2 separate regions of the Homo sapiens genome follow, and region 1 is linked to region 2. The links are chromatin loops, found by intact Hi-C in ENCODE. Cell type or tissue: heart right ventricle. All regions are shown on one strand. Each heading gives the region's core, and the rest is flanking DNA. Links, peaks and the distances in the headings are about the cores only. Region 1 overlaps CCDC158 (coiled-coil domain containing 158). Region 2 overlaps SCARB2 (scavenger receptor class B member 2).

The links. Peaks named below come from ENCODE experiments on the same cell type or tissue, not always from the same donor. Only the 100,000 strongest peaks of a DNase experiment are listed, where the experiment ranks them.
Region 1: it touches region 2 in a loop (5-fold over the local background); 37 of 110 quality-filtered maps call a loop at or near these places.

What each region holds. Positions count from the first base shown.
Region 1 is chr4:76,372,029-76,382,840 of GRCh38, reverse strand. CCDC158 (coiled-coil domain containing 158) reads left to right here. Exons shown (of 25, transcript NM_001394954.1): 8 at 121-231; 9 at 3,437-3,551. Among named protein-coding and RNA genes, the nearest start is that of CCDC158, 44 kb to the left of the region's middle. RefSeq lists an enhancer at 1,763-2,267. In heart right ventricle, for the core only: a CTCF peak has its summit at 4,639 (motif pointing right); no DNase peak of the experiment used is centred there.
Region 2 is chr4:76,175,983-76,186,794 of GRCh38, reverse strand. It overlaps SCARB2 (scavenger receptor class B member 2), which reads left to right. Exons shown (of 12, transcript NM_005506.4): 3 at 5,694-5,841; 4 at 7,090-7,278; 5 at 10,267-10,358. Among named protein-coding and RNA genes, the nearest start is that of SCARB2, 32 kb to the left of the region's middle. RefSeq lists a silencer at 6,668-6,727. In heart right ventricle, for the core only: CTCF peaks have their summits at 6,578 and 6,782 (motif pointing left); a DNase peak (open chromatin) is centred at 6,754; H3K27ac peaks cover 2,755 bases.

The DNA.
Region 1 (10,812 bases), core at 1,054-9,053, 200 kb before region 2:
ATATACAAAAGCAAAGCAAAATACTAAATTTGAGAGTATTGAAAATCATTAATTTTTAAAATAATTCATAGTCAGGAAAATCTTCTGTATCAAATGACAATCACCACATTCTTTTTATAGGATTGAGCAGTTAATAAGTGAACATGAAGTTGAAATAACAGGACTTACTGAGAAAGCTAGCAGTGCTCGAAGCCAAGCCAATAGTATCCAGAGTCAAATGGAAATCATTCAGTATGTGGTTTGAAACTGTTAGTCATTCATCTTCATTTTAAAGATATTATTCTCATTAACTTTCTGTTCTATAATCTTTTAGAACTTGCTTAGTAAGATTTCATAAGAAAGTGAAACATTTTTCTAACATTTAAATGAACAGGAAGTATTATGTAACATAGGTACTGTTATCTGACCATATAAGAAGTATTTTTGCAAGTATTTGGGGCTCCTGGGATTGGCTGTTTTAAGTATTCATATTTGTCCATTCTTACACTGCTATAAAGAACTAACCAAGACTGGGTAATTTATGAAGAAAAGAGATTTAATTGACTCCTAGTTCCACAGGCTTAACAGGAGTCGTGAGTGGGAGGCCTCAGGAAACTTACAATTATGACAGAAAACAAAGGGGAAGCAAGCACATCATACCATGGCAAAGCAAGAGAGAGAGAGAATGGGGATGTGCCACACTTTTAAATCATCAGATCTCATGAGAACTCACTCGCTATCACGGGAAAAGCATGGGGGAAATCTGTCCCCATGATCCAGTTACCTCCCACAAGGCCCCTCCCCTGACACATGGTGATTACAATTCAGATTTGTAATATCCCAAATATCATGTCTTTCTCACATTTTAAAATACAATTATTGGCTGGGCATGGTGGCTTACGCCTATATTCCCAGCACTTTGGGAGGCTGAGGCGGGCAGATCACGAGGTCAGGAGATCGAGAGCATCCTGGCTAACACGGTGAAACCCTGTCTCCACTAAAAATACAAAAAATTAGCTGGGCATGGTGGTGGGCACCTGTAGTCCCAGCTACTCAGGAGGCTGAGGCAGGAGAATGGCATGAACCCGGGAGGCAGAGCTTGCAGTGAGCCAAGATCACGCCACTGCACTCCAACCTGGGCGACAGAGCAAGACTCCATCTCAAAAATAAAAAAAATATAATTATCCCTTCTCAACAGTCCCCTAGTCTTAACTCATTTAAGCATTAACTCAGAAATTCAGTCCAAAGTCTCATCTGAGACAAAATAAGTCCGTTCCACCTATAAGCCTGTAAAATAAAAAACAAGTTTGTTATTTCCAAGATACAACTGGGTTACAGGCATTGGGTAAATGCTCCTATTCCAAATGGGAAAAATAGGCCAAAACAAAGGGGCTGCAGGCCCCATGCAAGTCCAAAATCCAGCTGTGCAGTCATTAAATCTTAAAGCTCTGAAATAATCTCCTTTGACTCCATGTCTCACTTCCAGGGCACACTGATGCAAGGCAGGGCTCCCAAGGCGTTGGGCAGCTCTGCCCTTGTTGCTCTGCATTGTACAGCCTCCGCAGCTGCTTTCACAGGCTACACTGAGTGCCTGTAGTTTTTCCACGTGCACAGTGCAAGCTGCCTGTAGATCTACCATTCTGGGGTCTGGAGGGTAGTGGCCCTCTTCTCACAGCTCCACTAAGCAGTGCCCCAGTGGGGACTCTGTGTGGGGGTTCCAACCCCACATTTCCCCTCCACATTACCCTAGTAGAGGTTCCCCATGAGGGCTCTACTCCTACAGCAGATGTCTGCCTGGACATCCAGGCATTTCCATACATGCTATGAAATCTAGGCAGAGGTTTCCAAACCTCAACTCTTGCTTTCTGTACACCTCCAGGCTCAACACCACATGGAAGCTGCCTAGTCTTGGGGCTTGCACCCTTTGAAGCAACAGCCCGAGCTGTACCTTGGCCCATTTTAGCCATGGCTGGAGCTGGAGCAGCTGGGACACAGGGTGCCATGTACCGAGGACGCACAGAGCGATAGAGAGGGCCCTGGCTTACAAAACCATTTCTTCCTCCTAAGTCACAAGGCCTGTGTTGGAAGGGGCTGCCTAAAGATCTCTGACATGCCCCGGAGACATTTTCCCCATTGTCTTGCACCTCTTCTTATGCAAATTTCTGCAGCCGGCAGCTTGAATTTCTCCCCAGGAAATGGGTTTTTCTTTTCTACCACATGGTCAGGCTGCAAATTTTCCAAACTTTTACACTGTGCTTCCCTTTTAAATAGAAGTTGCAATTTCACACCATCTCTTTGTAAATATATATGACTGTATGCTTTCAGAAACAGTCAGGTGACATCTTGAATGCTTTGCTGCTTAGAAATTTCTTCTGCCCGACACCCTGAATCATCTCTGTCTAGATCAAAGTTCCACAGATCTTTAGGGCAGGGGCAAAATGCTACCAGTCTCTTTGCTAAAGCATAGTGAGAGTGATCTTTACTCCAGTTCCCAAGAAGTTCCTCATCTCCATCTGAGACCACCTCAGCCTGGACTCTTTGTCCATATCACTATCAGCATTTTGGTCACAACCATTCAACAAGTCTCTAGGAAGTTCCAGACTTTCCCTCGTCTTTCTGTCTTCTGATCCCTCCAAACTGTTCCAACCTCTGCCTGTTACCTAGTTCCAAATTCACTTTCACATTTTCAGATATCTTTATAGCAGTGCCCCACTCTCCTGGTACCAGTTTTCTGTATTAATCCATTCTTACACTACTATAAAGAACTATCCAAGACTGGGTAATTTATAAAGAAAAGAAGTTTAGTTGACTCACAGTTCCACAGGCTTAACAAATCATGACTAGGAGGCCTCAGGAAACTTACAATCATGGGGAAAGCAAACACATCTTACCATGGCGGAGCAGGAAAGGGGGGAAGTGCCATACTTTTAAACCATCAGATGTTGTGAGAACTCACTATCATGAGAACAGTATGGGGGAAATCTGCCCCCACAGTCCAATCACCTCCCACCAGGTCCCTCCCCTGACATGTGGGGATTACAATTTGACATGAGATTTGGGTGGGGACACAGAGCCAAACCGTGTGTGTGTGTGTGTGTGTGTGTGTGTGTGTGTGTGTAATATATATGAATATATATAAGTAAAATGTATGCATATGTGTAGAAATAATTTTATTTGAGTTGTATGTTAAAACTTTTTATATGGACATTTTCTATCATATACAAAAGTAGAGAGAAAATAGTGTAATGCACTCCCATACAGCTGTCACCCAGCTTCAGCAGTTTACAATATATTTGAGGTGAAACTTTTGAGAGTCAGTTTTGGAAAATAAAAGACTATTGGCTTAATAATGCCATATAAAATAACTAGTGGTAGTGTCAAAAAGCTAGAATACTCAGGTGTTACTCTTATTCTTAGTTTGCTATTTGCACTTATTCCCCTTCTAAACTCTTCTTAGAGAGCAAGCAAGAAACCAAAACTCTATGTATATGCGTCAGCTCAGCGATCTGGAATCTACTGTTTCTCAGCTACGTTCTGAATTAAGGGAAGCCAAAAGGATGTATGAAGACAAGGTGAGTTTAGGTTTTGCTGGTCTGTTTCTAGAGACTTTAATATCCAGAATCAATATTATATTAGTAATAGTTTATTTGAAAATAAGGAATCAAAGTAATTTCAAATTAAAAGCAGTTTATAAGCTGGAGTAAGAGCATGCTAAATTATATTTTAAACTATTTATAAACTATTTTTATTTAAATTGTGTACTCTGATTCATTCTTAGCAAAATTTTTTGCATAGTTCAAGTGAGTTTCTAAAAAATGCATTAAAAATGAGACCATCTTAATTATTTTTACTTAGCTAAACTTTAGCAAATACTTCCATACCAGCCAGATCCCCCTGCTACTCAATATTTTTGGGGCCTACCTCCTCTCTTACTTCAACTCCTAACTCCTAATCATTGTGAAGCTACCAAACTGAATTAATGTTAAGATTAATTAAATGAATTAATTACATAAAAATTAATTAGGAGGATAAGTCATCTCTCATCATCATGTAATTCCTTTTAAAACCACATTAATATTTGATATTCTGTTTTTTTCTTTCACTTTCCATAGCTAAAGAGAAGCTATTCAGTATCATTGTCATCTGTTTATCCAGAGTTTAGACTTTTGTTCATTTCAACCATTTGTAAAACAGTAAGACCCTAAAAAACAAACAAGGAGCTGCCATTAAGAGGAGTGGTGGTCTTCATTCCCTGTGAGAAGGGTGATCACCCAAGGCGGCTTGCCTGGGACAGTCTCGGTTTACACCCGCTAGCCCAGTGTCCTGTTTTATGAATGCTACCTCTCATCTCCATAGTGTCCCCATTTGGAAGATAAAGTCTATATTTAGTCATCCTACCTATAAGAGACCCTTAGACAGCCAAGCAGAAACAATTTACATACAGTTCTGTCACTTGTAGTCAGTTTCTCACACCTTAGCTATTTGGAGCAGTAGGTTAGAAGAAATAGAGTATAAGGAAGCTGCCATACTCCCTTTATAAAATGAAACCAATTCTATAGGGTAACAGTACATGGAGGAAAGCTCCATATATTGCAGCACGAATTCTTCCAGACATTTGCCCTTCTTTGGGCACCCCATTTTAATTACCGCTATCACTCCAGCCGGCCACAGGAGGGGGCTGTTTCTACTTGGCTCGCGCATGGAAATAAGATACCTCAACATTTATCAAAGCTAAGATAAGGATGGAATTTAGACAGGACTTTACTAAAGTCTAAGCCATAGAGAGTAACATGAAACTGTATAATCTCAGTTATAGATGTGGGTCCTTTACAGCAGTGTCTTCCAAAGTAAGAAATATAGTTCATCTTATGATCCAACACACATGCAACTGAAGCAAGATTCATAAAACAATATTTACTCCTATTACATGTGATGCCAGCTATTTTCTGTTCTCTTCAGATGCTTATTTGAAGCTCACTAAATTGATTTCATAATTTATTGGGGGGTTGCGTTTGAATAACACTGCCTCCTTTTGTAAACCTCCTTGCATAACCCTTAACCTAAATCCTTGTGGCAATGTTATTTCAACCAGTGCCGCCTCTGAGCAACCTTAAGCAACCTTAGACTGCTTAAAGGGTACACTCAACAAACAAAAGGTCAGAGAGGAACACACGCTTTTCTCTGCCTCTCTGAAGCCTGCTTTTTATGTTCTAGTGTCTTTTCTCAGGACAAGCTTTTCCCCTGATGATTTATAGCAGGAATGTCCACCCCAGTCTGGGCAGACCAAGCCTATACCAAAAGGTCATGACCGCACCCTGCAGACAACAGCAGGAGGGGCTGATTTTAGTGCACCATGAGGTGGGAGGGTGCTTTTTCACTTGGGTCTAGTGGAGGTAGGCACTCTGGCAGAAGTGAGAGCTGACAATCTGACAATGAGAGAGGAAATAAGAGAGCTGTTGTGTCACAGTCCAATATAATAATGCATATTCATGAATAATCACAAATCATTTTGGAAAGATTAAGTACTCATTGTCTATTGACAAACTTTTTGAAAAGCCGCAAAGTACTAAATAAAGCTCAACTCACCTGTGGTTTCTTACATGATTGGTAACTGCTATAGCTTTCCATTATACTGTTGTTTGGAAAAATTATCCTTTCAGAAGCCTCACCCATTGTTTGCTAATTTGCATTTGGTCCAATATACAGTATCATGCTGATTTGGACATATTGGGAAATTTTTTCACAAATACTGAAATGTCCATCTAAAATGTATAAAAAGAATTTCTAAGTTTTTATAAGCATTTAAATCTTTGGCATTGTAGAAGCACGAGATCCAGATGAATGACTGCAAGCTTTTTACATGAATGTTTTGGGGTCATATAGATACAAACATGATATTAGAATCATTCTCTTATTTTGCTCTAATGTAAATAGTGGCTGAGCAAGAATTTTGACAGTCTTAAATAGTAAAGAGCTAACGGAAATAAGGAGGGCATATCAGCTTCATTAGTTTTAATAAATCACTGAGATTTATAATACACCACAGTGACCCTAAATAGAGTTGGCACCTAGTTGATGGTTAACTAGACTGTCTTAACAGTAACTCCCTTTGGTTTGGTCAGGGAGCACTGAGAGATGACTGCCATGTAAATATAGCTAAGTACACTCTGGCCTAAGGTGACATTAATTACATGGTGTAGCTGAGCAAGGAAAATCAAACAAGTTAATAACAAGGATTTCACTTGGGATCATAAAAAATTGTATTGTTATAAAATGTTTTTGTTATAATGAATTGAATATAAAATCTAAAAACACAAATTATTCTGCTTTATTTTTCATTTTCATATGACTTGGCATTGCTAAAGCCTATTAAAACCTTAAAATCTATTTTTTCTCTGTTGCTTCAGTGCATATTTCAGTATATACCATTCAAATAACAACAAGGAAAAATATCAAAGGACATAATACATAAAAGCTGTGATTAAAAGTGAGATTCATGGCCAGGTGCAGTGGCTTACACCCATAATCCCAGCACTTTCGAAGGCTGAGACAGAAGGATTACTTGAGCCTAGGAGCTTGAGACAAGCCTGGGCAACATAGTGGGACTCTGTCTCTACAAAAATAAAAACAAAAATAAAAAGTTAGCTGGGCATGGTAGCGTGCGCCTGTAGTTCTCGCTACTAGAAAGGCTAAGATGGGAGGATAGCTTGAGGCTGAGAGATTGAGGCTGCAATGAGCCATGATCACACCACTCACTTTAGCCTGGGCAATAGAGGGTGACCCTGTCTCAGAAAAAAAAAAAAAGTGAGATTTGTGTGAAAGGAAACTAATAAAGGTGTGTTGATATTAAACATCAACATGTTTTATGAGGGGCAGTATTAGTATTTTCTCCCAAGGTCAGATTTCTTCATTTTAAAAAGTGTTTTCATTTTTAAAAATTGATGACATGACAGGTCTAAACAAAACTTTTCCAACTAGAATGCATAAATTAAGAGAAAACTTGTTTTGGAAGTTAATATTTCTCTTCAGATTAACACAGTTATTTTATGCTGGTGAACATAGAAATTGTACTTCAAAAAAATGTGAGATGTAGCTTTCGTAGCTTACAAAAGTGTTTTACTGTAATGCTGTTTTCTATTCTTCTCTTTCCACTTTAGGAGAACCTCCAGAATTCCCCTTTACGAATTTGGACCAGTAGAAGCTGTCACTATTGGCTCTGTAGATTTGGCTTTACCCTTAACTTTCGCTTTTTGACAACAAAAATATCTCCTGATGTTGATTCAGCATTTATTTTTACTACTTTGAAAGCAGTTGGGGCTGAATTTTGTATTAAAAAAGTGATGATTTAGTAGCACTGGCTGGAGCTATATACTGTGCAGGAAGATTCTGTGCAAACCTCTGCATAGTTCTGCCAATGCACCGCCATGCTGGCCTGTAGCATCCCTTATTATTCCATAGCTGTGTCTTTTTGAGCACAGAAAAACAGAAAACACCACCACCAACAGACAAACCAAACCTCGTGTGATTTGATATGATTGGCAATATCTCTAAAATCAATGTGAGATTAGAATGAAATCCCAATACTCATTTGTCCAGTGATCCAAACCAAAAAGTGCATTCATAGATGGTGAAAGGGAAAACCAGTGCTACTACGTAAAAATAAAAGAAAAAGAAAAAATCTTTAATACATCTCAGATGTCAATATTTATTCTGGATATTTTAAAAGGCTTTTCTTTATAGTGTTTTTTACAGCTGTTTATATCAACTCAGCTGCTACTTCAATGGTTTTCCCTTTCACTCTCTATTTATCTTTTTGATTGATTAATATAAATGTTTTTACTCTAAAAAGTGAAAGGTAAAAGCAGACCTATAGCAGCTGAGTCAGTACTGACAACTACAAAACAAATGTTCCTGCAGGGGGCTGGAGGAACTTCTTATACTTAATAGACAGATGGAAAGATAAGACTTGGCTCGTTTCTTTTTCTTTCTTTTTTTAATTTGGTCTCATGTCAAGTTTGATGTTATGAAATGATTATCCAGAAGTTTTTTTTTTTTAAGTGAAAGCAGACAAAAGAGAAAATCTTAATTTAAGCTTTTAAAGCATATATACAAATTATTTTCTTTGCTCAAGGATAGAAATGGTTTATGCCAGGCTAGGAGTAGAAAACATTTATTTTAATCATATGATTAATTCAAATTGGAAATGTTCTTGTTAAATTTATAGCTCAAAAGACAGGTGGAGAATAAATTGTTTCAGCTTTATTAATACTGTTCTTGTGGAATAAAGTATTAGAATTGAAAGGAACATGAGAGATCGTCTAGAATACTCTTTCCAATTACAGATGAAAAAAATGGAAACACAGGGAAGTTATGTAACAGAAACTAGACAAGAACCTAAGGTGTTTGGCTCTTCGCCTGATCATATTGCCCCTCGGATCATGTTCATGTACCCATTCCTTGCCAGGCAAACATAATTGTGTAACAGTAAAGTTTGTGTTTCTTCCCCTTACTGTATTTACTAAGTGTGTACTGATTTAGTCTTTCCTGATAATAACAAAAGTGAAGAGATTTTATCAATTGATATTGTTCATTCATTTTTCTTAGGAAGTAACCTGTGTTACAGAGCTTGAATTTTTATGGGACTTTTTCATTTCTTTTCCTGTATATGCCCCAAAAGGAGCACAAGAAGTACTTTTTTGTTTTTTTAAGAGAGTGTCTCACTCTGTTGCCAAGGCTGGAGTGCAGTGGCACGAACATGACTCATTACAGCTTCAAACTCCCAGGCTCAAGCGATCCTCCCACCTCAGCCTCCTGACTAGCCAAAACTACAGGCATGCACCACCATGCCAGGCTAATTTTATTTTTATTTTTGTAGAGATGGGGTCTCACTATGCTGCCCAGGCTGGTCTCGAACTCCTGGCCTCAAGTGATCCTCCCACCTCAGTCTCCTGGAAAGTACTTCTTTATTAGATTAATAGAGTCTAGGAATACATTTTAGACAGTGATCTAATATTTTACGTGTACTTAATTCTGGTGAAATACTTTTTATACATAGCATGCAGCCAGATACAAAGTCAGTTTAGGAATATAGCCAATATAAATATTAAAGTCTATACTCTGATTTCTGTAGGTAAATGGGAAACTGATAGTCCTATATTAGTACTTTCTTAGTCATATATGTATATGTGGATATATATATAACTTCTATTCCTTATGATTATTATTAAAGAGAGATGTGTGTATGTATGTATAGATAATATAATTCAATATGTGTTGAATAAGTGAAGATCTTTAAAAATAAATAGTAAATAGTAAAACTAGAAAGTTCTCAAGAAAAAGTTAGTCTTAGTCATATGTTCTCTAGTTAAGAAAGTTTTATCATAGTACATCATCCAAACCAGGTTTTATTATTGACAGTAGATTGGAAACCTACTAAATAGCCACCTTAAAGCTAAGAAGGAATATGCACCATTTATGCAGACATGAAAGATTTCCTATTACTAGAAAGTAGATGATAAAATAGTAATGTAGATACCTACTTAAAGTTAAGATATCACCATATAACTAAGTATCAACACGTTCTCATTGTTTTAATATCTTATTATTTAAGTTATGATATTGTGTGGCTCAGCTAAAATCTAAACCCTTAGTCTCCACAGTCTGAGATCCTAGCCTCTTAGCATACGCTGAACCTAGACATAAAGAACTATAGAGGCCGGGCGCGGTGGCTCACGCCTGTAATCCCAGCACTTTGGGAGGCTGAGGCGGGTGGATCACCTGAGGCCAGGAGTTCGAGACCAGCCTGGCCAACATGGCGAAACCCCATCTCTACTAAAAATACAAAAATTAGCTGGCCATGGTGGCGGGCACCTATAATCCCAGCTACTTGGGAGGCTGAGGCAGGAGAATCATTTGAACCCAGGAGGCGGAGGTTGCAGTGAGCCGAGATCGTGCCATTGCACTCCAGCCTGGGCGACAGGGCGAGATTCCATTTCAAAAAAAAAAGAACTATAGAAACGCTATTAACAGTCATGCACTTTATGGCATGTGTCATAGAAATGCATATTCAAACAGATCAAACAGCTGCCTTGTCAGAATAAAATGCACTTTAACATCCTCTAAAATTGGTACTTTTATTCCCATTTTATATTAATAGTTGAACAAAATGAGGGTTAGAATGGTTAAATAAATTGTCCTACTGTAAATATAAATATATATAAATTCATCCTTTAAAAAAGTAGTGGCTATAAAATAATGACAATAGCTAATAACTTGTTACCATTCATTCTTTTATATTCAATGCCTTTTATTACCGAAACTTTGATATTCTGAAGCAAAATAGCTCTTCTAAGTACAATACAGTTCATTTATTTAGGCTCTGCAGCATGTTGTTTATGCCATATCAAGCTTCCTTTTTTTGAAACAGTTTTGCTCTGTCACCCAGGCTGGAGTGCAGGGACACAATCATGGCTCACTGCAGCCTTAACCACCCAGTCTCAAGCAGTCTTCCCACTTCAGCCTCCCAAGTAGCTGGGACCCCAGGTGTGCACCACCATGGCCAGCTAACCTTTAAAAAAATATTTTTTGTAGTGATGGGGTCTCCCTGTGTTGCCTAGGTTGGTCTTGAACTCCTGGGCTCAAGGGATCCTCCTGCCTTGGCCTCCCAAAGGATTACAGGCATGGGCCATTGTGCCAACCCTCAAGCTTTCTTAAATACCAAATTATAGAACATGTCTTCACAGAAGATAAATCTTGAATAGTATGAAAACAGGAGACAGATGTATTACAGGCAATTCCCAAATTCAACAGTACTAAATATTTCATTTTGTCTAA
Region 2 (10,812 bases), core at 1,903-9,902:
AAGATCTCTCACACCATCTTATCATGCACAAAAGGTTGTGACCAGGTATGTGTGAGTTTTAAATGCACGTGGTACATTAGGTGAATTGCCTACGTGAGCCTATGGGTCACTGCCTGGGGACAGGGAGACCAGGGAGATATTTCCATCTTAAGGAGTGAAACTGTTTCTTGCACACTGTCAACAAGCGGGTGAGTCTTCTCCCGACCCTGCTCTTACCACTTCTTCTCAGTATCCTGCTTTGTATCTACAGGTTGCTGCCTTCAGTTACCTGAGCGGGCAGCGTACTCAAAGTTAAGGGTAGAGGCTCCTCAGCCTGTGCCTTTGGCTGGCTCCCCTTGCTTTCCCTCTTCTCTGTGGTCACCCTAGGACTTCAGTACTCCTTTCACGTTGATGTGTTCATCACCCCAGCCTCGCCTGGATCTGTGATGGTCTTTTAAAGCGTGTCCTCCTCCTCCAGGACCACAGCTTTCTCACTCCCCACATGGGAATGCTTTCATGCTTGCTGCCCACCTTCGCCCCACCGCTGCCTCTGTTGGAACACCCCCTTCACCCTCCCACCTGCAGAAGCCCACTCTTTCCAGAATCAAGCAAAAGTGTCTTTTGCAGGAGTCCCCTTCCAGTTGCCATCCCTCCCTCCTCTGTATGCCCACAGTGCGTTTACTGTGAAGGAGGTGGCCTCTGAAGGCAGTCTCCCATGCTCTACTGTGGATTCTTGGAGGACCAGAACCAGGACTTAATGTCACACCATCTCAAGAGCTTAGCACAAGCCGTTGCACATGGTATCAGTAGCTAATCCCTCCTAAGCAGCAGGTGTGCCAGGTAGTGTTGTAACTGGATTTATGTGGATTTCATTCTCACAACAACCCTACAAGGTGAGTACGTTATTACCTCCATTTTACAGATGAGGAAACTGAGGCACAGAAGCAGTGAGTAAGATGAAACCAGGGTTGAATGTTAACCCTACCAGCCAGATCTCAGTCTAGTTTGTATCCAGTGTATGCCCAATCACTTCTTAATAGTAATTCTCAACAGAGGATTAGGTGAATGAAGGAACCAATATGACTGAAAGATAACGATACTATGATAGTATTATACGCATCCAATTTATCAAACACCTCTGAGGAATTAGATATACCGATGTTAATTTTCCACCTAATTAAAATTATTCCTTTTGATTTCCACTCCTTATCTCAGTCTATTGTTTCTAAAATTATTTCTAAAACCAACCATGAATTTTCCTGCCTGATTAAATAGTTCATGGAGCATAACTGAACCTTGTCTTAATGACAAGGACCGTCATAGTAATGCACAAATGTTATACTATAGTCTGAGATTCATTAGCATCTACTAAATACCAGGGACCATGCCGGGCACTTTTAAGTATAGTTCCTTGATTAATTGCCTAGGCTGAAAATTTGATTTGTTTTTTGTTGTTGTTTTTGTTTTGTTTTTTCAAACTCTTCTTTGTATTTCTGAAAGTTCATTTGGTCTTCTTTGATCTTGTAGGACAGTAACTGATCAATATGCCCCTCTCTGCAGGCACCAGCCTTGGCTTACACAAAAGTTTGGCTTTGAAATTTCCTCTCCTCCTCCATATTCCAATAAATTACTGTGAATTAACCTCTGTGTAAAATCAAGGAATACCCTGAATGAGAGGTGAGGTCACCAGGATTCTAAACCTGGCCCTGACACTTTCGATTGGTCCTGAATCCACATATCCTTATCTATAAAAAGGTGGAGTTAATGATTTCTAAGTGAAGGGTCTTTGGTTATAAGCAAAATAAACTACCTCTGGCTAATTTAAGTAAAACGGGAATCTATTTGAAGGCTATAAAGTAGGTTAACAGAATCAAGGAAAGCAGCTTGGAAGACAAAAGCAGGATGCAGGGCAGCTTTAAAGATCCAGGTCACGAGAGTGTATTGATCATCACATCATGTGTCTGCCACTGGGAGGAATCCTGTCTTTTACTGAGTTTTCTTGTTTTTAAATTAAAATTTTTTTTTTTTTTGGTAGAGACAAAGTCTTGCTCTGTTGCTCATGCTGGAATGCAGTGGCATGATCATAGCTCACTGTAACGTCAAACTCCTGGGCTCAAGCCATCCTCCCACCTTAGCCTCCCAAGTAGCTGACACTACAGGTACATGTCACCACGCCTGGTTCTTTTACTGTGTTTTCTATCTTGAGGCACTGTGCTCAGGATTCAGAGGCCAGAGGAAAGGAATTGGTTGAGCTCAGGTCCCATAGCAACCTTGACTGATGGTCTTACACAGCTGTACAATACAAGAGAGGAAAGCAAATCAGGGCTATTACCAGCAGAAAGCGGAATGGTTGTCTAACAAATGAAAAGTCCACTGCAAACACTGAACTTCAAGCTGTGTAAGTGGTTTAACACGGAAGTGTCTATCAAATTTTTAAATATATTCTTTGTAAACTGGAAGGGCATGTAATTTATCATTAGATTTGGCTTTGGTTAGAGGCATTTGTTAGAGGCATTAGCTGGTTTCATCCTACAGGCGTTTCTTAGGTACCTGTTAGGAGAGGTTGTCTCATACAGAGAGAGGAGCACCTTGTGCTAATGAGAAAGACTTGGGATCAAGTTCTCACTCTTCTGCCTGTGCTCTGTGTCCCCAGCTGTGAAGTGGGGCAATACTACATGCTGTATTTGTACTACATACTTGTAAGGATTAAATAAAATAAAATAATGTGGGTTAAACTCTTTGAAGAGCTATGCAAGGGTCAGCTATTTATAGGATTAGTGGGCATAGCTTGGTGCTTAGTGTGATATGATGTGTGATATGTGTATATGTGATAGGAAGTATGCTTCCTTCTATACACTTGACAGAGTATAGGATATAGACATGTGATATGATGAAATATATATTTAGTCTTCCTCCATTTCCTGGCATACAGCTCCTAAGATCCTTGGAATCGCTTAAGTGATAAGTGTCTTTTTGTATGCTAGTGAATTGACTGATGACTGGCAGCCTCTATGGCTCCTGGATGGGAGCTGGTCCTGAAAGAAGAGGACAGGATTAGAGGGTTGGGACTTTCAGCCCCACCCCCCAACCTCCCAGGAGGGGAGAGGGGCTGAAAGTTGGGTTGATCACAAATGGCCAGTGATTTAATCAATCATGCCTATGTAATGTAGCTTCCATAAAAAACCAAAAGGACTGAATTTGGAGAGTTTCCAGAGAACCAAACATGGGGAGGTTCCTGGAGAGTAGCGAGCCTGCAGAGGGCATGGAAGTTCTGAGCTCCTTCCCCTACACCTTGCCCAGTGCATCTCTTCATCTGTATACTTTGTAATATCCTTTATAATAAAATGTAAGTGTTTCCCTGAGTACTCTGGGCTGTTCTAGCAAATTAATTGAGCCCAAGCACAGGGGGATGGGAACCCCAATTTATAGCCATTAGTTCAGAAGCACAGGTAAAACAGCCTGGGGCTTTTGATTGGCATAGGAGGTGGAAGGCAGTCTCAACCTGTAGAATCTGATGCTATGTCCAAGTAGAAAGTATCAGAATTGAATTGAATTGGAGGACACTGCAGAATTATTGGTGCAGAGAAAACGCCACACACTTCTTGGTGACCAGAAGTCTCAGAAGTCTTAGAAGTCTTCTGTGTAAGTTGTTACAGTATGAGAGCACAGAAAAAAATGGTTTGTTTTTTCTACTGGAGAAGATACAAAGACTCATCTATTTGTATGCATCTATATGAATGCATTTATTTTCTCATCTGTTTTTATTTTAAAGTCTAGAAGGGATTTAAGAGGTATAAAGAGATACAATATACAGACAGTCCTTGACTTATGATGGTTCAACTTGAATGATGTTTTGACTTCGCGATTGTGTGAAAGTGATGTATTTGGCATGCCCCTCCAATGACGATAGAGTTACATCCAGATAAACCCATTGTAAATTGGAAAGATACTAAGTTGTTGAATCAAAAACAAACTTTCAACTTACGATGTTTTCAACTTATGATGGGTTTACTGGGACATAACTCCATCATCACCGAGGCGCATTTTTACGTACCAGTTTCAGCCTTCAGCTTGCTTGCAGTCTACCTGAGGCTACATGATAATTTCACAATCTAAATGATGTCACTCAGAAGTTTCTAATTGAATGCTAAAGACATGTACGGACATCCACAGGTGGGTGAGAAAAATCCCTGTGCTGCTATGGTTGGGAAAGGCCTCAGAGGAGGTGTGGGTAGCCCAGCTGGCCAATGCCTTCCTAACCTGTGCTCTTAAATTAGCTCTGTTCAATAGAAATATTACATGAACCACATGTGTAATTTAAGATTTTAAGATTTTCTAGTAGCCACATTTTTTAAAAAGTAGAAGGAAGCAGGTAAAATTAATTTTGATAATATATTTTAATTTTACCCATTATAACTGAAATAGCATCATTTCAATATATAATCAATATAAAAAAAGGTTGGCACTGTTTTTGAAATTCTGTATATATTTTACACTTACAGCAAATCTCAATTCCAGTTAGCCACAGTTTAAGTACTCAGTAGTCACATGTGACTAGTGGCTACCATGTCAGACATAATAACCCTAGCTGGTTTAGGAAGAAGGAAAGATAAGCAAAGGGAAAGAAACAAAAGTCACTGGAATTTATTGAACACCTACTATGTACCAGGCAGGGCTAGGGCTAGGGCTAGTGTGAGGCATTTGATGAACAAAAGATCAGATTCTGTTTTTATTTAAAATTTTGTTCATCATAAATTTTTGGCATAAATTTTGGTTTTAATAAATAGTGCATTAAACTATTTATCTTGATTACTACTTGTTTAGGCACCTCTTACATCACTCACACTGACTCTAGGCCCAGCCCTGGCACCAGGCGCTTTCTAAGAACTTTCTAATGCTTCATTTGGGGGCTCTAACTTGAACCAAACTGTGCTGTATATCAGAAACAGAGACCGGGTGTGGTAGCTCATGCCTGTAATGCCAGCATTTTGGAAGGTCGAGGCAGGAGGATCACTTGAGTCCAGGAGTTCAAGACCAGCCTGGGTAGCATAGTAAGACCTCATCTCTACAAAAAAATAAAACAATTAGCTGGGTGTGGTGGCATGCTTCTGTACTTCTAGCTACTTGGGAGGCTGAGGTGGGAGGATTGTTTGAGCCCAGGAGGCTGAGGCTGCAGTGAGCTGTAGTCATGCCACTGCACTCCAGCCTGGGCAACAGAGCGAGACCCTATCTCAAAAAAAGAAACAGGAGTGAACTCCTGTAATTTACTAAGCCTTGGGCATTATTTTTTAAAATAAAATTTCAATTTAATTCAATGTAGAAACAAGAAGACATTGGTAAACAAATTGAAATTCAAACTAAATCTGTGAACCAAACTGAAAATTTTGAAAATACTTCAGGACCAAACCATAACCCAGGAGAGAGTTCATCGGCTTTGATTCCCGGTCAAGGTGACCCTCAACTATTGCACCTCCCTAATCAGGGAAGAAAAGAAGGAAAACAAAGTTTTTGAGAAGACTCTATCCTAGGCCTCGTTTCCTTCCCACATTATAGCTTCGATCTCCAGCTTTTTAAGGCTTAGTAGCTGCAGTCTCTATATAATGTTATATTGGGAATGTTATATTGAAAATATAACTTGGATGCTGAAAGAAAGGAAAAGTCTTGCTTATTAAAGTGGTGTCTATTTTCAAATAAAACCCTTTTCTTTCTTTTAGGGAACTCAGAAACAAAGCAAATATTCAATTTGGAGATAATGGAACAACAATATCTGCTGTTAGCAACAAGGCCTATGTTTTTGAACGAGACCAATCTGTTGGAGACCCTAAAATTGACTTAATTAGAACATTAAATATTCCTGTATTGGTAAGTAGGCATTTTAATACCATTAAGTTGGATTTTGGAAGAAAGGAAAAAGCTAAGTTAATGCTCTTTATGATTTTACATTTAGGAGCCATTAAGTTATGTTGAAATATACATATATAAAAAGAAAAATACTTCTTTTCTTTTCTTTAAAGTACATCTTGGACTTTTTTCTAAGATGTATCAAATAAGGTCTTTTCAAATGATGACAAAATTCAGATTTTAGGATTTGTTTTCATAATTTCTTCCTGGGTGTTCAGGATTAGCAATTGTGCAAATAAATATGCCCCTAGGATTTTTTGGTAGCTAATAATTTTAAAAATGTTTATTTGCCCCTTGTTTTCATTCAGAAATTCTAGCAATGAAATTTGTATACCATTTCTTACTTCAGATTTTTATGTTGGATTTTATACTCTCAAAATTCATAAATTGACACCAGAAATCAATAGACTGGCAGCCTACTGTGATTTCAGTGGGCTCTGTTTATAATGGTAATTCTACCTAATAACGACACCTATTCTACATCTATTCTATACTGAGACCCATGAGACTTTCTTTTTTTTTAAATTAAATTAATTTATTTATTATTAATTTTTTTTGAGACAGGGTCTTGCTCTGTCGCCCAGGCTGGAGTGCAGTCAGTGGCTCCATCACAGCTCACTGAAGCTTCTACCTCCTGGGCTCCAGGGATCCTCCTGTGTCGGCCAGGGACTCCAGGCGTGAACCACTGTTCCTGGGCTGGCCCAGTAAACATTCTAATTCACCTACACCAACCCCTGCCGACTCTCCCACCCTAACCCCTAGGTGACCGCTCCATATGCAGCTGGACACTGATGATGGACCCAGGACCTAGACAGTATGAGGTCCCTGCCACCTAGTCCCAGGGGTGTAGGTCGGGTTTATAATGAGCCTCTGGCCCTGCTTAGGCGGAAGGTAGCGCCACCTTGTGGCCAAAGATGCCCACATGTTTACAAGAGCTTTTCCCCTTTTGTGGTGTCTGGATAACTCAGAGCCTGCAAATGGTCTCTTTGTAAATATTACACTTACAAAATGCAGTACTGGGAAAGGACAGAGAAGAGGCTTTGTCTTCCATATGCAGCCAGAAAGGAGCTCACTGCCTGATTTTTCAGCTATTTAATCTCAACCTTTACATTTATATTTCCAACCCCCTTTGCTATGGGGTAGTAGGAGAGAGTGGATGGAGGTGCTTTGGAGGGGATGCTGCTGTCTTAATATACCTCTGCTCCGCAGACTGTCATAGAGTGGTCCCAGGTGCACTTCCTCAGGGAGATCATCGAGGCCATGTTGAAAGCCTATCAGCAGAAGCTCTTTGTGACTCACACAGTTGACGAATTGCTCTGGGGCTACAAAGATGAAATCTTGTCCCTTATCCATGTTTTCAGGCCCGATATCTCTCCCTATTTTGGCCTATTCTATGAGGTAAGTAGATTTTTCTTTTCAGAACCTCTTTTTTTAGCTGACAGTGGGTTGGGGCACCCCAAGCCAGATTAACTTTGAGTTTCTTCTAGAAATTGCCTAGAGTTAAGTTATCTTATAGAGTGTGTGAAAAATGGAGTGTTTTTTGGAAAGAAAAAAAACTTGAGGCCGGGTGCGGTGGCTAATGCCTGTAATTCCAGGACTTTGGGAGACCGAGGTGGGTGGATCATTTGAGGTTAAGACTTTGAGACCAGCCTGGCCAACATGGCAAAACTCTATCTCTACTAAAAATACAAAAATTAGCCAGCTGTGGTGATGTACACCTGTAATCTCACCTACTCAGGAGACTGAGGCAGGTAAGTTGCATGAACCCAGGAGGCAGAGGTTGCAGTGAGCTGAAATTACACCACTGTACTCCAGCCAGGGTGACAGAGCAAGACTCTGTCTAAAAAAGCCAAAAAAAAAACAAAAACAAAAACAAAAACAAAAACCCTGGAGTGCAGTGGATAGTTGGGAAGTTGGTAAAAGATAAAATAACCCCAGGAAGAGGATTAGATTAGGGGTGTGCTCTGGGATTGTGATGGGTCTCCTCAGCTTTAAATTTGTAGCTGTTTTCTGGCTCTGCCTGTTCAAGAGTCTTACCCTCTTCATGTAATCCTGTAGCATTCCAGTTTTTATGGCAAACAGCAATAATTGTGTCCCTGGGCCTTCAAGGTTATATAAAACGTAGAAATTGTTAAAATAGAATTGTGAGCAAGTTTTAAAAAATTATATGTGTGAGAGACAGGAGTCCTAAAAGTAGGGCCTCACCAACTCTGAATGCATCATTCGGGAGAAGCAGACCAGGCAGGAGTTCCCTAGAGGGTCCTGTCTCAGAGGAATACAGCTTCACAGGACCAGAGGAAGCACAGATTTCCTGTCAAGCCCTGACTGAACCTCCCTTCTAGAAATAATTTCAGGAGAGCCTCCTACTGAGAGATATTATGCAAAGGTTCCCTCGAGGCCCTTTTGTTCCCAGTGGCTTCAATCCATCAGCCAAGTAGATCTTGTTGCTAATATCTCACTGTTTCTCAGATAATTTGCATTATATAACTCACTTTTTTTGTTTTTACATCATTGAATTCACCAGACTGATAGCCACACTATCTTATGTGGTTGTGAGGATTTCATGAGATGATTCATGCAAAAATTTTAGAACAGAGCCAGGAATATTATACTCAACAATTGTTCACTCCTATTATTATAGAGGAGCTACTACCTGTGCTATTTCTGAGAAATCATAGCTACATGCCCAAATAAAGAATTTTAGGAATGTAGTGTCTGTATGTGCCCTTAAGAAGTATAACTTGGAGAGAATATACAATTGAAGAAACCTTAATTGAAAATAGGGCTATATTAATACCGTCTTCTTCCAGTGTAGCTATTCTGGTATAATTGGTCCTGGTCCTGGACTTAGGCTTTTAAATTTGTTATTATTGAGAAATAATTCACTTACTATAACATTTACCATTTTAAAATGTACAATTCAGTAGTCCTTAGTATAGTCACAAGGTTGTGCAACCATTACTGCTAATTCCAGAACATTTTCATTATCCCAAAAAAGAAACTGCATACTCTCTTAGCAGTCACTCCTATTCCTGTCTTACTCTCCCAGGCCCTGGCAACCACTAATCTACTTTCTGGCTCTGTGAATTTGCATATTCTGGACATCTCATATAAATGGAGTCATATAATATATGCCCTTCTGTGTCTGCTTTTTAAATTTAGTGTAATGTTGTCAGGGTTCATCCATGTTGTAGCATGTATCAGTGTTCCATTCCTTTTTATAACTGAGGAATATTCCGTTGTGTAGATATACCACATTTTGCTTATCCATTTATCAGTTGATGGACATTTGGGTTGTGTTCCTTCTTGGCTATTATTAGAAGTGCTGCTATGAATATTTGTTCATACAAGCTTTTATATGAACATTGGGTATATACCTTGAAGTGGAATTCTCTTGAGTATATACATAGGTGTGGAATTTTGGAGTCCTATGAATTCTGTTTAACTTTGTTAAGAACTGACAAACTGTTTTCTGCAGTGACTGCAACATTTTTATATTCCTGCTAGCAATGTATAAAGGTTCCAATTTCTCCACATCCTCACCAACGCTTACTATTTTTCTTTTTTTTTTTTTTAATTGCCCTCCTAGTGGGTGTGAAGTGGTATCTCATTGTGGTTTTGATTTGCATTTCCCTAATGACTAATGATGCTGAACATGTTTTTATGTGCTCTCTGGCCATTAGTATATTTTCTTTTCAGAAATGTCTCTTCAAATCCTTTGCCCATTTTAAAATTGAGCTCCTACTTTTTAAAACCATAAAATAATAATATGGTTAATATAGTATTTAGCAAAATAGTCACTATTTTCTGGTCCTGGTTCAGTCTTGTGTAGCAGTTAGGCCCTAGTAGGACAGTTAGATGAAGATTAAATTTTTTAGTTACTGTATCAGTTAGGGTTGCCAGAGAAACTGAATCAAGAGGGTGTATATGTAGAGATGAGAAAGAGGGAGAGAAAGAAATTTATATTATGGAATTGGCTTATGTGATTATGGGAGCTGGTAAGTCTGAAATCCATAGAGCAGGCCAGCAGCTGGAAACTCAGGTAAAAGTTGATGATGTGGTCTTGAGTTTGAAATCTGTAGGGTGGGCTGCAACCTGGAAATCCAGGCAGAATTTCGATGTTGCAGTCTTGAGGAGAATTCCTCCTCTAAGAAACCTCTGTTTTTGCTTGTAAGGCTTTGAACAGATTGGAGGGGGCCCAGCCACTCATTATTGAGGGTAACCTCCCTTAAAGTTAACGGATTGTAGATATTAATCACACCTACAAAATACCTTCACCACACCATCTGGGCTAGTGTTTGACCAAACAACTGGGCACCATAGTCTAGCCAAGTTGTCATAAAATTATCACAGTTACTTTAAATGATCATATTCACATATTTTCAGAAAAATGGGACTAATGATGGAGACTATGTTTTTCTAACTGGAGAAGACAGTTACCTTAACTTTACAAAAATTGTGGAATGGAATGGGAAAACGTAAGTCAAATGATTTATCAGTGGAATTATTTTTTCAGTTTTCATTTAAACTACATGTCTACTTCTACATTGCTTAAAAATGTGTTTAGCCTTTTTTGGATGAAAAATATAAAAACATGTAAATAGTCTTGTAATTATTATTCTACAAATCAAGATGGTGGTAAAACATCTTACAGATTAAATATTAGTGATTTGTAGATTTATCATGGCCAGGCATGAATTACAGGCCAGTGAAAAGTCCCACTCTTGCTTAGTAGTCATTGAGTGATGTGTAGTAGCTACAGCACAAATACTTTTCAAACCACCACATGTTTTGGGCTATTTGGCCATTGCCTCTATGAAAGCTGATTTGGGCCAGGGACCTACTTTTTCTCCCCCTTGATCTAATTAAAACTGTTGTGTCTGTGTATGAATAAGATACTGTGGATAGACAGCTCCAGTTAAATCTTGCAAA